Regions from separate parts of the Homo sapiens genome. Here region 2 is linked to region 1. The links are chromatin loops, found by intact Hi-C in ENCODE. Cell type or tissue: prostate gland. All regions are shown on one strand. Each heading gives the region's core, and the rest is flanking DNA. Links, peaks and the distances in the headings are about the cores only. Region 1 has its middle 82 kb from the start of LINC01814. Region 2 has its middle 29 kb from the start of LINC01814.

Region 1 (5,383 bases), core at 299-5,298:
GAGGCACGTATATGGTATCCTTGTGAGAGAGCACTTTATCTTTTTAAAGTATTTCCTTTCTTCTGTATGATTGTCACCCCACTTCTATTTAGTTTACTTCCACTTTTAACTTCCTGGTTTTCTTAAATTCCACAATATTTACCATAATTTTATCTACTGACATGTAGAGTGTCAGCCCCACCCAGAGACATACTGGGGCCTCATTCACCTCACCATAGGATGTCCATGTTTTCAACAAGGTTGCTTGGCCCGTTTGACAAATTATATATCACCGTGCCTTCTCCTTCCACTGAGAGGAGTATAGAGAAGTGGTTGATAGTGTGTGTCCTAGAATTGGATCACCTGAAGCAGATTCCAGCTCTGCATTTTGCCAGCTGTGTGCAAGTCACCTAATACCTTCAGGCTTGGGATCCTCATCTGTAAAATGGCAAGTCATGATCGCTAATTTGTGGGCTGCTCCTAGGAACTAAATGTCATCCTGCAAGCCCAGTGCATGGCACATAGTAAGTGATCAATATACTGTAGCTATTGATGCTCTTTTCTGTTGATACTCGTGCGATCTCTGCTGCCTACACATTTGTGTGGAGTGTGAAGTGGAAAGCCAAAAGAACAGGAGAGAGGAAAGCCAACTGGCGTCCTGCGCTTGACAGCACAGACCCCAGTGAGGCAGCCCTTCTTATGCTGGAAGGGGCCCCGGTCACATCACACGCTGCCTTGGGAAAGCATTGTTCCTATCACATGAGCCAGGTGAGAGGGGAGGAGAACACACAGGAGCAGCCACGCAGTTTCCTTCGGGAAATTAACAAGCGCTTCACAGTCTCTGCATAGCCATAAAAGAACCTCTGCAATCCCCTTCGGACCTGTGAGCTGCCAGAGGGGTCTTCTTGAGCCTCGGGGCTCATGGCTGGCCTCAGCCTCCAGAAGTAGAACTTGATGCCCTTGGGCCAGCTGGCTTCTGGTTTCCCCAAGGCACCAGCCCTCTGTACTCCTCAGATCCCGCTGCTGCCATGTGACAGCTTCAGGAGCCAGGCCTCACCTCCCTCCCAATTAGTTCATTGTGGGAAGGCCCCTGACACAAACAGGGATCCCATGCTACTGTCCTTTGCTCAGCACATCCCTTAAATGTGGCCCCCATGTGCCCCGAACCTTTAAGAGAAGCTGGGGCTGGCTGTCTCTGTGCTCCCTAGCGCCCAGCACCCTCTGTCCCAGCCCTCACACAACTACATCATCACCACTCCCTCACTCTGATGTCCCCTCCTAGGCCTAGAAGGCCCTAAGAGCAGGAGTTGCATTTTCTAATCCACGTATTCTAACCAATGTAGATGCTGGATAAATGAGTGAAAGAACACAGGGAGGGAAGGCAAGGAGGGAAGGAGGGAGGGTGAAATGAAATAGAGGTTCCTAGAAGGTGGATCGCCTTTCTGCCTGTGATCTCTGCTCGTCTTGTTCCTGTCTGTTGCTGAGTCCTTGCCAACCAAGCGCTGCAATTCACCACCTGCGTACCCTTCTTTTCCTCTACAACTGAGGGAAGAGACTTGTTAGGATAGTTCTGACCTAGTGTATTTAACCAGAGAAAGAAATTACCTCTCACTTCCAAGTGTTTCTTGACATAATCCTTTGGCAAACAGTTTGTTAGAAGCCACGAGTAACAGAACAGCGAGCCTGTGTACTCAGGCTGTTGAGCAAACCTTGACCTGAGTCACTAGAACTGGAAGACAGTTCCAGTTTTTTGAATGTGAGCAGCTGTAGCTCAAATTTCAGCAGGCTAGAGGAGGTGGGCAGGAACATCAAAACATGGGATTCTTAGGACTAAACTCCTAAGTCCCAGGTACTGAGAACCTGAGCCGCAGGTAGTACACACCTGAGTGCCAGGTAATGCAGGTGACGCACACCTGAGCCCCAGGTAATGCAGGTGACGCACACCTGAGCCCCAGGTAGTACAGATGATAATGCACACTTCAGCCACGGGTAGCAAAGGCAGTTCACAACTGAACCCCAGGATACTGTACACCTGAGTCCCAAGTGTTGTAACCCTGAGTCTCTGGGTGCTGTGCCCCTGGCTGCCAGGGGTCTATACCTCTTGAGTCCTGGGGTGCTGCAGGCTTGATGCCTACCGGATAGTAAGTCATTTCACCAGAGAACCCACACTTCAGAGTCTGACAGTCCGAGACGCACTGTCACAACTCTTGCTCATGTGATTCTCACCACAGTCCTGTGAGCTATTGCCATCACTTCCACTTTACATAAGGGGAAACGGAGGCCCAGGGAACTTAAGCAGCTTACCCAACAGCACCTGTAAGGGGCTGACAGCGCCAGGACATCAGTCCAGGCCTTTGGATTCCAGACCTCACATTCTGCCTGCCTGAGCCACTCACTCATCCTGCTGATGAGAATATAAGTCGGCACACACTTTGAAAAGGCGCTTATAGCCATGTATAGCCAAAGGACTTGAAGTAAATATGTTCAGTACTTTGACCTGTTAAGTACCTTCTGGGAAGCCATCCAAATGAAATACCCCAGAATATGGGGAAAAAAACCTTTCTACACAAAGATGTTCATTGCTTTATTACTTATTGAGAATATACTATATTCTAAAAACTTGCAAATTGTCTAAAATATTCAACAACAGGAAAGTGGCAAGTACATTAAAATATGTACATTAAACTATGCATTTATTTAAAAGACGCTATTTAGAAAAATACAGTAAAAATGTGGGAAAATAGATTAAAACTTTAAATGAGGACAGGAGGCTGCAAACCTGGATGTATACTATTATTCAAATATATATTATTATTCTACAAATTTATTTAAAACCATTTATTGAGCACCATCTGCATACCAAATGCACTCTACAGGTATTAAGGATAAAATGGAAAATGAAAAAAAAAAACTTAGACTCTATCTACTGAAGCCTACAATCAATGGGTAATTACAACTCTGTGAGAAAACTAATCAGTAGGGAAAAACAGACCAAAACAAAATCTACCAAAAAGTAACGGTAGTTAATTTCTGGTTGTGAAAATACAGGTGGTTGCTTTTTCTTCTCTTTTTGTTCTTTTGCATTTTTAACCTTTCAGCAATGAACAAGTGTTGCTTTTTAAAAATAAGACTTTATTTTCATTCATTCTTCTTTTTTTTAGATGGAGTTTCACTCTTGTTGCCCAGGCTGGAATGCAATGGCTTGATCTCAGCTCACTGCAACCTCCATCTCCCGGGTTCAAGCGATTCTCCTCCCTTAGCCTCCGGAGTATCTGGGATTACAGGCATGCACCACCATGCCCAGCTAATTTTGTATTTTTAGTAGAGACAGGGTTTCTACTGTCCACACCCAAGGCTCTTGGACAGATTCCAGATGCCAGGCTGAGAATCTTTGCAAGTCCCTGTTAGCTGGCCCAGTGCCCGCCAGGTCATGGGAATTCAGCAAACGACCCCAGTGGGGGCAGTGTGGCCATCTGAAGAGGCCTCAGCTTTGCACGACACAGAGTGAATGATCCCAGCTCAGCCCCTTCCTGGCTGCAAAACCGTGGGCCCTCCAGTCCTCAAGCCCCTCTGCATTCATCTTGTGGGATGAACTCCCCCACAGAGGGTATGGACAGACGTGGTGTGCACAGTGGGTGCCCTATTAGTGAAGGTTATTATTTGTTGAACTTGGTTGAACCCAGGCCACCTTCGGCAGCTGCCCTAGTCCAATCCTTCTTTTCTTACTTCCACTTGACAAGTGTCATTAAGCCCATGTATCAGACTGTCTCTGAAGAGTAATGCTGGGGTGTTTGATGGTGATGACAATGATGTCCAAGGATCTGTTAAGCCACATCCACATGGCCTGGCAGTGGCTGCGTCTCCCTTCCGAGAAAGACCCCAGAGCAAGTCCCTTAGGAACACTCCCTCTCTAGGAAGGCACTGCCATGGAAAGATCATGGCAGGGGCTGCCAGGTCTAGGAAGTTCTCAGCACACGTGGGCCGGGGAGGCAACTGACCTTCCACGCCCAGCATCTTGTGGAAGGCATGATGCACTGCCAGCCCTGCTTCCCCTCCTCTGCGCTCCTCACCTGGGCAACCTAAAGAAAGTGTGGGTGGAGTTGGCACTGCATCCATGGTGGAACATCAACAATGCCGGTGATGAGGGTAATTTTCAGATGAGTTGAGATAAGCCTGCTGCGTTACTCTCTGACCTTCGCCGTCATTTTCACACAATAGGTGGATGATAATGTTGAGCTGTGTCTAAGAGCTCCTCCAGACAGAGAGGAATGAGCAAAGGCAGCATGAACCCAAACAAACAGAAGCAATTTCAGCTGCAGAAGTCCTTCAGGGCTTAAAAGCATTGTTTGCTACGCATTAGGCATTTCTGAATCTGAAGAGAATCTTTTTTCTCTCCCTTTCCTATTTCTCAAATAAGGATGATCTAGGGAAAAATATCAGGGGAGTGGAGGTCAGGAGAGGAGTGTGTGGATTCAGCTCTGCCTGGGGCAAGGCGCTTTTTCTCTCTGCCCCCCTTCCCCCCATTTCCATCTGTAATAAGGCACAGGCTGGACCAGACATGCCTCCAGTGCCTGCTAGCTCCACCAATAAGGACCGTGAATAACACTTATTCCCATTCCCATTTTACTGGTTTCCGAATATGAGAAGATCATTGCCAATTTTTCTCTTTTCTCTTTCAACACTACTGTGATGGTTAATGGTGAGTGTCAACTTGATTGGATTGAAGGATGCAAAGCATTGGTCCTGGGTGTGTCTGTGTGGGTGCTGCCAAAGGAGATTAACATTTGAGTCAGTGGACTGGGAGAGGCAGACCCACCCTCAGTCTGGGCACCAGCTAATCAGCTGCCAGTGCGGCTAGGATAAAGCAGGCAGAGGAACATGGAAGGACGAGACTGGCTGAGTCTTCCAGCCTCCATCTTTCTCCTGTGCTGGATGCTTCCTGCCCTCGAACATTGGACTCCAAGTTCTTCAGTTTTTGGACTCTTGGACTTCCACCAGTGGCTTGCCAGGGGCTCTCGGGCCTTCGGACACAGACTGAAGGCTGCACTGTTGGCTTCCCTACTTTTGAGATGTTGGGACTCGGACTGCTTCCTTGCTCCTGGGCTAGCCGATGGCCTATTGTGGGACTTCACCTTCTAACCGTGTGAGTCGATTCTCCTTAATAAACTCCCTTTTATATATACATCTGTCCTATAAGTCCTGTCTCTCTAGAGAACCCTGACTAATGCAACTACTTCATAAGCCACTCTGCTCTCCTTCTACCACACTTACCTGCTCACAGGGCAAAACCTGTCAGGGATGTGGAGCTTTGTAGGGCAGACGAACCCACCAGCCTCCCATGCAAGGCACCCGAGAGGGGTTAGAGGTAGTAAGGAAAAGGGCTAACGGAGGTGGCTCCTGGATA
Region 2 (5,383 bases), core at 162-5,161, 53 kb after region 1:
TAAACTCAGCAGCACACGCACAGAGGGTGTAGAGAACAATGGGGGCGAGCACAGGGAGGGTGCAGCCGAGTCCCCCTTTTCCACACTCGGGGGTGAGACAGCGGGGCCTCAGATGCAGATGTGAGAAGCGGATGTGAAGCAGATCTGGGAGGGCCTCAGCAGCCTCACACAAGACCTCCTGACATCAGCATACACCCCGTCTTCCCGACAAGTTTCCCTTTTCCTGGTCCCCATTAGAGAACACCCACATTACTCATTGCACAGTTACCGTTGAACTTTCTATTCTGACGTTCTCTTTTCACACTCGTTCAGAAATACACGCTGGTACCATTTCATTTGCTTTTAAATAGCACGCCGAAGAGGAGACATGCCCAGTGGTCTCCGAGTCATGCCCCACAGGATCCAGGTCATTTGCCTAAAAGGCAGAAGTCAGACCTGGTGAAAGCTCACAGGTAACAGCCGGGGGGCCGCCCTTGCACCTGGCATAGGCCTCACCAACCAGGTGCCTGTGCAGAGGTCTCTTAACTGTTTAAACTAAGGTAGGTTTTTCTGAAAAGCAGCCTCTCTCAGATTTTTTGGCCTCAGGACCACTTTGCCCTCTTAAAAATTATTCAGCATCCTCAAAAGCTTTTGTTCATGTGAGTTTAGATTTGATGGCATTTGCTGTTTTACAAATTAAAACTGAGAAAATTTTAAAATATGTATCAACTTGTATCAAAAATAACAATAATTCATGACATGTAAACATAAATTTCATATTTTAAGAAAAATAACTACATTTTCTTTCTTTCTTTTTTTTTTTTTTTTTTTTTTTTTGAGACAGAGTCTTGCTCTGTCACCCAGGCTGGAGTGGCAGTGGCCCAATGTCAGCTCACTGCAACCTCTGCCTCACGGTTTCAAGCGATTCTCCTGCCTCAGCCTCTCCAGTAGCTGGGGTTACAGGCGCCCACAACCATGCCCAGCTAATTTTTGTGTTTTTAGTAAAGACAGGGTTTCATCATGTTGGCCAGGCTGGTCTCGAACTACTGACCTCAAGTAATCCATCTGCCTCGGCCTCCCAAAGTGCTGGGATTACAAGCGTGAGCCACCGTGCCCCAGCCACTATACTTTTCAAAACAAAAATATCAGTGAGAAGAATGGCAATAATTTATGCCTGTTCAAAGCTCCTGGGTGTCTGACTTAGAAAACAGCCAGGTTGTCAGATCTGCTTCTGCCCTCAGCCTGGGCCATTAGATCACTTTAGCTGAGGCATGTGAAGAAAATTCAGCCCGAAACAAATATGTAGCTAGAAAAGAGGGACATGTCTGTAATAGACTTTTCAGACAATTGTGGCTATTCCTCTTCCATACTATACCAAAATTCAAATCATGATAGTTTCTCATAGGTTAGCTGCACTGTTGAATGAGAACCCATCTCACCTATTTTTTTTATATGACTACATTAAAATCTATTAGCTATCCTGCACTTTGAATAGATCATTTGTTTACCCACTCATGATTTTGCAATAAATGTATTGGTCATTTGGCAAATATTGATTCACTGACGTGTGATCTATCAAACGTCAACACATTTCATTACACAGCCAGTGCATTAATATGATCATGAATTCCATCAGAAAAGTCCGGAGGTGTTAGGAAGCTATCAAGCTCACAGCAATGGATACAAGTTTTCTAAAATTTTAATTTTCACACGAAAGGTCTAATTGTATGGCAACAGATACTATCAGTTATTTTTCCTGAAGCCACAGGCTTACTTCATTTATTTTCAAGAAAATGTCTGCCAAATATCCAAGTCTGGTTAACCTAGTTTAGGTTACAGAAGTCCCTCTCAGCTCTAAAAGGCCAGCCTCTTACAGAAAGTTCTGAGGGTCTTAAAGTTCAGGGCAAAGCAAAAAAGAGACCTCCAGGGAGATATTCCCTGCAAGCAGCTCCCAACAGCCCAGGGAATGACGATTAATTTGAACCGCATTTTCCCAGGGCATTGGTAAGAGGTCAGCCTACTCCACAGCTGATCTCTAAATCCCAAACCCAGCATCCAGTGTAGAAATGATGAAAATGGCCAATACATTCTTCTGGCAGTTGGTGCAGTGCTCAGTGCATGAAGGTTGAAGTAACCGTGCAGTGTGGGGCACCAGCCAAGACGCCGTTTCTACCTGGGGGCTGTCTCACCGTGCAGGAGGCGCGTTTGCTCCACAGTTTACTGTCAGCATCATACATACAGGTAACCAAAACCCTTGTCAACGGCCACAGGCAACCATCAATAGTGAGCACAATGTAACCAACGAAGGCTGGGGTGTGAAGAATCCAGCCAGCCTGATAGGCAGGGCACCATGCTGCAGTCAGGAGACCTGGGTTCCGGGGCCAGCCCTGCCTCCAACATGCTAGGGACCATGGCCAAACCACTTAATGTCTTTGCATGGGCTTCTTTGCCCTATAAAATGGTCAGGGGTGAGGTAGATGAACTCAACAGGTGCTGAAATTCTCCTCTAAGAAGTAGAGATATAATTACAAGATGTCAGCGCATAATATCATGTGTACCCACCCTAAAAACTCCATGAACCCCCAATGGACACACAAAAAAAATCATTGCTTACAGGTAATATTACTTTCTAACCAAAGTTTTATTTTAGAAATTTTAAAATATTGTCATAACCGAGAAGAAAAGTCTGTAGGATGGCAGGTGATGTTGGAGCGGGGTTAAACAAATAGACCACTGGGACATGTTAGAGTCTAGAAACAGATCCATTATAAATGGAAATTTAATATGTGATAAGGGAGGCTGAAGCAGCTTTAAAACATATCCACAAATTATTTGACATTTCTCCCATTGAGAAGTGAGGTTTATGTCCCCTCTGTTTGAATCTGGGTGGACATGTGACCGTCCACCAATGGAAGTGACATGTCTGACTTCCATGGTGAGGTCACAAAAGGCCATGCAGGTTCTTCCCTGTTCTGTTGCAACACTAGCTCTTGGTGTCCTAAGCTTTCATGAACAATTCAGACCACCCTGAGGCCTCCATACTGTGAGGAAGCCCAAGCCATATAGATGCCAAGTTAGGCACTCCAAGGACTGTTCCCAGCTGAGCCCAACTTTTGAGTCATCCCAGCCCAGGTACCCAAACACGTCAGTGAAAAACCCTTAGATGATCCCAGTCCCCCACTGTTCACACCACCCCAGCCACTCAAGTCTTCCTAGCTGAGGCCCCAGACATGGTAGAGCAGAGCCAGATAATCCCCATTCTGCCTAAATTCCCAGACTTCAGAGTTCACGAGCAGAATCAAGTTGTGATTGTTCTGTGCCACTAAGTCTAGCGGTATATGTTCTGCAGCAATAGATAACCAGAACAGTAAATGTTTCTAATCACTGAAAAAATACCAACCTTTCAAAAAGTGATAGAAAGACTTAGAAATTATTTTTAAAATAATTTAAATTATAATAAATATTATACAATATATAAACAGTATAAAGTATAAAATATTTTAAATAATTTTAAAATATTATTGTAAATATTTTAAATTATAATTTTAAAATATTTAAAAATAAATTTTAAATGGATTCATGAAATTTTATTATAAAATTATTGAAATAAATATATAAGAAGCATTTTTTAAATCTAGGGATGGAAAAGTGCTTCATAAGTGTTACTCTCCCTTCACCAGCAAAAAAAAAAAAAAACCCAGATGAAATAAGAAAAAGATTGACAAGTTTGGTCACATAAATATAAAAATGTTATGACCAAAGGCACCATAAACAAAGTTTAAAGCTAACTTGCAGAAAGGCAGAAAGGATACACAGCATGGATAACATCTACAGTATGGAAGAGCACCGACACATTCTAAAGGACCAACAATTCAAAAGAAAATAAAGCAATGAATATCAGCAGATAATTCACAGAGAAGATATATAAATAAAACAGTAATCATATAAAAAAAGATGTCAAACTTTATTAGCAATGAAGCACATCCATATCAAAAAAAATTCAAAAAACCCAAAAATATATTTTACCCATTATATTGCTGAAAAGTTATACCGATAGGAACATATAAAAGATGTACTATTATATGATTGATAGGAGTGTAAATTATGGTAGTCTTTTCAAAGGACAACATTAAATCTATCAAAATTTTAATCTTCACACTTTTTTACCTAGTGAGAAATTTCCAGTTGTCTATGTCATGGAAATATCCCCATATGCCCATATGTGCAGAAAAATGTAGGTAAAACGATGGTAACTGCCGCCATGTAAAAGCAACCGACTGAAATAAACCTGAATACTTATCAGTAAGTGTTTGTCCAAATAAACTTCGAGCAGACATATTATAGATTATTGTGCATCATTTTAAAATAATGAGGCAAATGTACACATACATATTTAGAGGTTAAGAAAAATGCCTGGGAGAGACACCCTGAATTGTTCATAGGGATTATTTATGGGAGAAAGCAGGTCGGGCGATCATGATTAGAAGAGCATTTCCCCTTTCGCTCTATGCTCTTCTGCATTGTTTCTTCATTTATATGTATGAGAGCATGTGCATGAATTATCTGTGTAAGTGTTATCAATTAGAGACTTTTAAGTTTAGGCATAAGAACCTTTTAAGTCTTCTTTGTGAGAGTCCATGATCCATAATCCTGGGTCCTCCGGAGCCCAAACCCACCCCACCTTGCCAGCAGCCAAGTTTCTCTGTACTTCAGGAAGCTAAGCTTCGGGCCCCTCACTGACCTAGGCCCTTTCTAAATAGATATTCATTTTATACCTAATTTTGTATTTAAAATTTCATATTTTCATGTTAAAAAAAATGAGCCTAAAAGTACATCAGTTCCAGGACCTGCGAATTTGCACCCTAAAATCACTCATGCTGGTGTCACAGCCCCTTTCTAGAGCAGAACAGCAAAATCTCCAGCTAAGGCCTTTTGTAGTGCCTTCCTACAGACTGAGCAGCATATGAGATGCTAGGGGAAAAAAAAGGGGGGTGGGCGGGGAAACCAAAAACCAATCCCCAGAAAAGGAAAAGCTACCAATAAGTAGACATGAATTCAATGAAACCCCAAAGAGTCCTTCACGGGGTGCTGAGAAGCTGGAACAATTGTACAGGAAACACCATTTACCTAGGACCAGACTGTCTACAGATAAATGTGAAATATGAAGAAAGTAAAGGCAGCCCCTCTGAAATTAGCATAAATAAGTAGAAACTCTTTTGTTTAGAATGGGAAAAGGACACCCATGGAAACCCATAGGAATCTAGAAGAAAATCAGATCTGTCTGAGGATGAATTGTAATTCTCCAGTCTCAGTGGCAGGCTCACCTCACTATGGAGATAGGAGATAAGTGCACCAGTGCCTGAAGTTAGTAAGCATTCAAACCAAATCACCTGCTCTCTGGCTC

Evidence for each region. Hi-C counts contacts between places; a loop is a spot of excess contacts. Peaks named below come from ENCODE experiments on the same cell type or tissue, not always from the same donor. Only the 100,000 strongest peaks of a DNase experiment are listed, where the experiment ranks them.
Region 2: it touches region 1 in a loop (9-fold over the local background); 5 of 110 quality-filtered maps call a loop at or near these places.

Annotation. Positions count from the first base shown.
Region 1 is chr2:8,499,087-8,504,469 of GRCh38, forward strand. No RefSeq gene overlaps it. Among named protein-coding and RNA genes, the nearest start is that of LINC01814, 82 kb to the right of the region's middle. In prostate gland, for the core only: no CTCF peak of the experiment used is centred there; DNase peaks (open chromatin) are centred at 1,675 and 3,385; H3K27ac peaks cover 1,976 bases.
Region 2 is chr2:8,552,288-8,557,670 of GRCh38, forward strand. No RefSeq gene overlaps it. Among named protein-coding and RNA genes, the nearest start is that of LINC01814, 29 kb to the right of the region's middle. In prostate gland, for the core only: no CTCF peak of the experiment used is centred there; no DNase peak of the experiment used is centred there.